Linked DNA regions of Homo sapiens: region 2 is linked to region 1. A link is a contact called in ENCODE Hi-C or POLR2A ChIA-PET data. All regions are on one chromosome and are shown on one strand. The core of a region is the stretch at or near the end of the contact, and the rest is flanking DNA. Distances in the headings are between cores, read along the strand shown.

Region 1 (3,059 bases), core at 402-2,901:
GTATAAGCTATTGTGGATAATTTAACCTTTTTGTACCTTCATTTTTTTTCATTTTTAATGGGTATAACAATTACAATTACATCTTAATTAACAAACCTGTGAGTATTGAAAAATGTAATTCATATAAAATGCTTCATTTGGGACTGGGCATGTCACACAAACATACGTTCAATGTTAAGGAGGAAATAGGAAGGAGTTAGCCATGCCATCTACTTCCTAGCTGACCATTTATATTTATTGTGTTAGTTTTCTGTGGCTGTTGTAACAAATTACTGCAAACTTTGTGGCTTAAAACAACAGAAATTTATTCCTCCACAGTTTTGGAGGCTGGAAGTCCCAAAATCGATTCCACTGGGCCAAAATTGAGATGTCAGCAGAGCTGTGCTCCCCTGGAAGCTCTGGAAGAGATCATGTTTGTGGCTGCACCATGCCAACGTTTGCCGCCATGCCTTTGTGTGTGTGTGTGTATGTATAAACTCTCCCTCTACTTTCCTCTTATAAGAATACACTTAGGCCCCAACAGATAATCCAGAATGATCTCTTATCTCAAGATCCGTAACTTAATCACATCTGCAAAGACCCTTTTCCTGATAAAGTAACATTTACAGGTTCTAGTGCTTAGGACCTGATATATCTGGAAGGCTATTATTCTGCCTACCACATCTGATCTCTCCTAGCCTCAGTTACCTTACCTGTAAGTTGGGAATAATAATACCTTCCTTACAGGTATTGTGAGGATTAATTCCATAACATATGTGAAAATGCCTCATTAATGTTAATATGTTATGCAAATAGTTGTTGAAAAAATCTTTGAAAATCTGTCGAGATGAATGTAACTGCAGTATGCATCCATGGCGAAGTAGAGCATACAGCCTACATTTTCTGAAATGGTGTTAGGATAATCTAATGTTGAAAATCACAATAAGCTGTCAGGTTTTGTTCACCATAAACATTACAGGTATACTCTTTGCTGGATACTCTTCTGAGGACTGAAGTTATAAGGATACAGAAGCCCTAATCTTGAGGACATTATATTCCATTTGGAGTAAAGAGGCACACAAAGTTTAAATACACTGTGATAAGTGGCGTGACAGAATATCCCCAAGAGTGTTGCGTCATGAAGTGGGGGTGGGGAGGGCTTGGACCATCACTGGGAAGTCCAGGAAGGACTTCTCATCTTTGTGGGTAGTGGCTTTGGAAAAAACTCAACTAGCCTGTAGATCTGGCCTGTCTCGGTTGCTTTGAGTCATAAGTTAAACAGATTGTTTCTATAACCCCTTTGGCTCTTGAACTTTGGAGTGGAATGGATGATGTTGTGGAACGGGATCAAAACATGGATATTTGCTACTTGACTCTTCTCCAAAGCCTGAAGGCCGCGGCGTTATATCAGGAGGATACTTTAATATAGCACAAAGAGTCCAGGAAGACCTCCTAATCCTTTTCTCCCACTTCCTAATTTTAAAAATGCCTGAATCTTTAGTAATCAAACCAAATAAATTATGAAATACCCATTGACAGATGGTGGGTTTGATGGAGCTGTCCCTGGAAATAGATTTGTAATTCTGTCCTGTTGATGGGAAAGAGGATGTCGATAGGTTTCTGATTCATTGTCATGCTTAGCAAGGGCTGCTGCCTTGTGGTTTCCTGTCAGGTCCTTGTTCAGCCTGCAGTGGGGTTAGACATGGGAATGTGTCATTCATACCTACGGGGAATAAATGTTGCTTTTTCCTCCAAATGTTTTGTTTCAGTACTCTAAGTAGTTATGATATAAGAGCTAACAACTGTAGTTTCCAGTTTCAAAGACGCTGATAAATTATGGGGATCCTATTTGGAAAGACAGGCCACATTTATCAGAAGATAACAATTTCCAGTAGCATATTCTAAGGTAGCAAATGAGTGGTGCAGACAAGGAGTTTTAAAGACATTTGAAAGAGAGTGGTGTTTGGAGAAGAGTCTATTGAAAAGGTGGGCCAAGACTCAGCTTTAGAATGATGGCAGTGGGGAGGCGGCTAGGAGGGCTTCCCAGAGACACAGGAAATGTGGCACTAGCAAGAGGCACAGACAAAAATGTGCTGATGCATCCTTGGGACAGGACTTACATCCATGTGTATAAAGTAGTATGTTTAGAGCCATACGATTGTAAAATATAAGTTTGAATAGGGAGGCTCAGTTCAGATTCATTTATTCATCAGTTATTTATTGAGAGTATACTATGTCCTGGCCTTGACACTAAGGCAAAGAAAGTTGTACTTTGCAATGTTGCAATAAAAAATGAAGAATATTTTTTGTATTGGACTAAATTATGGAAACTCCTGATTAGGGAAGATTCACATGGCTGCTTTGTATAGTGTATTAGTCTGTTCTCACGCTGCTAATAAAGATATACCTGAGACTGGGTAATTTATAAAGGAAAGAGGTTTAATTGACTCACAGTTACACATGGCTAGGGAGGCCTCACAATCATGGCTGAAGGCAAAAGAGGAGGAAAGTCATGTCTTACATGGTGGCAGGAAAGAGAGCTTGTGCAGGGGAATTCTCATTTATAAGACCATCAGATCTCGTGAGACTTATTCACTACCATGAGAACAGTATGGGGGAAACTGGCCCCATGATTTAATTATCTCCACCTGGCCCTGCCCTTGACATGTGGGGATTATTACAATTCAAAGTGAAATTTGGGTGGGGACACAGCCAAACCATATCATATAGTGTACATTAGGATGGGAAACTGTTAAACATGGAGAGATGAGTGAGAGAACAGATTGTAAGTGAGAGGTTTAGACAAGAGAGGTAGCAGAAGGAACAGGTGCAAGAGATGTTATTTGGGAAAAGTGGCTATTCTTCTGTGTTTTTGTGGTGCTTTAGAGTATGTTGTTTGCTTGCATGTCTATTTCCCCACTAGACTCTAAGTACCTAGAAGGCAAAGACCATACCTGATTTACTGTGTCTCTTAACCCCTAGTTTTGTGCCTGGTACATAAGTCCTCAGTAAATGTTTGTTGAGTTTCTGATTATTAAATACAAATTGGATGTGATAGATGATGGGGGAGAAAAGTTAAA
Region 2 (3,111 bases), core at 409-2,908, 44 kb before region 1:
TTTCCTTCCTTCCTTCCTCTCTTTCTCCTTCTCTCTTTCCTGTTTCTCTTTCTTTTCCTTCCTTCCTTCCTCTTTCCACAAACATTTGTTGAGTGCACACTATATTGGTGTTGTGTAGGAAAATAACACATAGCTCTTGCCCTTAGGTGTTTATAGTTAATTACAGGGAAAACCATCTTTTAGTTTTTACTTTTTCAACATGTGGTGATTAAGTGCAGAAAGAGCAAGTAAAAATGTAAGATGAGGAGCTTAAATCTTCCTGTCGAAAATAAGGGAAGAAATTTCTCCACTCCTTTTTTCTCTTTCAGAATGTTTTCCCTGGCCGGGCGCGGTGGCTCACGCCTGTAATCCCAGCACTTTGGGAGGCCAAGGCCGGCGGATCACGAGGTCAGGAGATCGAGACCATCCTGGCTAACATGGTGAAACCCCATCTCTACTAAAAAATAAAAAAAATTAGCTGGGAGTGGTGGTGGGCGCCTGTAGTCCCAGCTACTGGGGAGGCTGAGGCAGGAGAATGGCGTGAACCCAGGAGGCGGAACTTACAGTGAGCCGGCGATTGCACCACTGCACCTCCAGCCTGGGCGGCAGAGCGAGACTGTCTCAAAAAAAAAAAAAAAAAAAGTTTTCCCTGTCCTTTTCTATGTATGTGAATCTTTTTAGTGGCTAAATAAGCCTCTGGGCTACCTCACAATCTGGAGTGTTTCTTCAAGGACCTGGACGTCCTCTCTTCCTTGATGTAATCATCAAGGAAGCTAAGGCTTTAGCTTCCGGTTTCCTAAGAGGAGAGGGGTGTAACTTCAGTTGTTGTCTGACTCCAAATTGCAAAGCCTAACTAATGGTAATGGGTTGTATCCCCTTAGCTATAAAAGAGTGAGAGTTCTTTCTGGTCTTTGCCATTTCTTTAGCAGATTGCCTGTAATGTGCATCACTTTCTGGTTTAATGCTTATTTAATAATAAAATAGTTTTCCTTTTACCTTTGTAGAAAGCTTTTCTGGGTTAGGAGGACATTTCGTTTTTAATTATATTTTCCCAGGAGTGCTCACTATGTGCCAGGCACTCTTCCAGGCACCAGAGATATAGCATTAAATAAGACAGAAGCTGCCCTCATGAGCTCATATTCTAGGACAGATAGACACTGAACAGTAAGAATAATATCTAAGGAAATCATGCAGGCAGCACATTAGAAGGCGGGGCGGGGGGGGGGTGGTAAGTGCAGTAAGCCATGTGTAAACAATCGAGTGTGATGAGCTGTGTAAAGAACAGTGGGAGTTTAAAGGAGAGAGAGGTAAGTTATCCTGGGGCAGTTGAGGACTTGATGTTTGAGCTGAATCTTGAAAGATGAATGGTTTTGAAAATAGCTCATTGCTTTAGGGGAGGAGTGGAGCTGGTATTCTAGGAAGTGGAAGATATTTGATCAAAGAAATATACATGACAGCAGAGTACATTAGGGGAAGTCTGCATAATCAGCATCTCATTTGATACCATCAACAACCAGAGGCAGAGATTTTTTTTCTTGTTCTTCCTTTTTCTCTCTTCTCCTGCTCCTTTCTCCTACTCTCTTGTAATGATTCATACTGTTGACACATATTGAGTTTACTATCAGCTAAAATCTTTAAACTTTTTCACACACATTGTTCCTGAGTCATAGCACCCTAATCTGTACTTGTTGGCATACGTTTTATTCTCGGTAACCTTGTAGGAGTTTGTGTGTGTGTGTGTTGTGTATTGAAGAAGAGTTGGAGAAGAGACCGAAGTAGTTAGGCTGAATAAAATAGAACTCTGGAAATGATGACAGGCATCTCCCATACTTAAAGGTCTATCATAGGAAGAGAAATCCATTCTTTTTTTTCTATGTGATTGTTAGAACTAGTGGGTGGTACTTTAGGGATATAGATTTCTACTCTATGCCAAGAAAAGCTTTTAGAAGTTGATTTCAGAATTGACCAGGTACATCTCTAAAGAAATCCCTTGGGGAGAGGGTGAGGTCTTGGAAAAAATACAGACTCCTGGGCCCCATCCTTGACTTACATCACAAATCTTGTTACCAGGGACCAGGAATTTGCATAACAGGCTCTCAAGGAAATCCCTAGGTACACTGAAATTTGAAAACTTCAAGAGAATTAACATACCTTTTCTTTGAGAGCCCTTTCAACCTGGGGAAACTTTGATCCTATGAGACCCTAGAAAGGGGAACCACAGAACATTCATTTTCTTTGGGGTGTGGTGAGTCTGATGACTGTGTAACTAGGATGATTATTGAGAACTGAAACTAAAGTCCTTAGCTCCCCAGTCAACTGAACAGGCTGCCTCTTGGCCAAGAGGACCCCAGAGAAACCTTTTAAAAACTGAGTTTCTGGCCATCACAGGACGAGAGGTCAGATGCACCTCTTTATCTTCCCTCCCTTTTGTGGTTTAGACACAACATCTGACCAGCATTAATGTTGAAATAGAGATCACGAGACTGTCAGAACAGACTCTTTGTTCACAATGAGATACCACATTATAAACAGGACCGAAGGCCATGTTAAGTCATGGACTCCTACAGTTAAAGAAGAAACTGTGTTCCAACTGCCACAAGGTTTTTCTTTTTCTCTAGCAGCTAAACACGCGCTGGCCTTGAGATAAGCAATATTAAACAATTGCAGCTCATCCACCAGCAGAGCTGACTAACTGAGGCCCCCTGCTCCACAAGCCAGAACTACAGCTTTGATTGAATAAAAGACTGGTTTCAGTATTTTTCTCCTGCTAAGAGACCACCCACAGATCGACTAGTTCCAGCCGAGTTACAGATGCTGTGCATTTGAGTGCCTTCCTTTCCCTGCTTCACCTTTTGACATATAGGGCTTACTTGTAATATATTTCAATGTTAAGTCTCCACCTAAGGGAAGCATGAGATGCATGTAACATGCATGTTTATTCAGTATGCATGCCATGTTCCCCCTTCATGAATATCTGGACGAAAGACTGCATAGCTCCTCCCGTAACCTGTTGAATATATACATATATTTGGCCAACCTGTTCAACAAAACGTATGTCTCATCCTTCCCTCCCTCGAAGTACCCGCTGACAGAGGCTTCTCACAGAAGCTACACTTCTCAGCCTGTCAGAAT

The links. A loop is a pair of places that touch in the nucleus more often than their neighbours do. ChIA-PET counts read pairs that join two places held with the same protein, here RNA polymerase II (POLR2A). Pooled maps may share reads with other maps.
Region 2: a pooled map shows a loop between it and region 1 (2.1-fold over the local background). The contact joins two enhancer-like sites. A Hi-C loop is called at or near these places in 1 of 50 pooled maps. POLR2A ChIA-PET finds 5 or more read pairs at or near these places in 3 of 52 experiments (H1, OCI-LY7 and RWPE1).

Annotation. Positions count from the first base shown.
Region 1 is chr13:42,831,108-42,834,166 of GRCh38, reverse strand. No RefSeq gene overlaps it. Among named protein-coding and RNA genes, the nearest start is that of LINC01050, 20 kb to the right of the region's middle. Within about 2 kb of position 1,651, at least 3 of the 41 ENCODE cell types and tissues checked have a DNase peak (open chromatin) inside an H3K27ac peak, as active enhancers do.
Region 2 is chr13:42,875,543-42,878,653 of GRCh38, reverse strand. No RefSeq gene overlaps it. Among named protein-coding and RNA genes, the nearest start is that of LINC00428, 4.4 kb to the right of the region's middle. Within about 2 kb of position 1,658, at least 5 of the 41 ENCODE cell types and tissues checked have a DNase peak (open chromatin) inside an H3K27ac peak, as active enhancers do.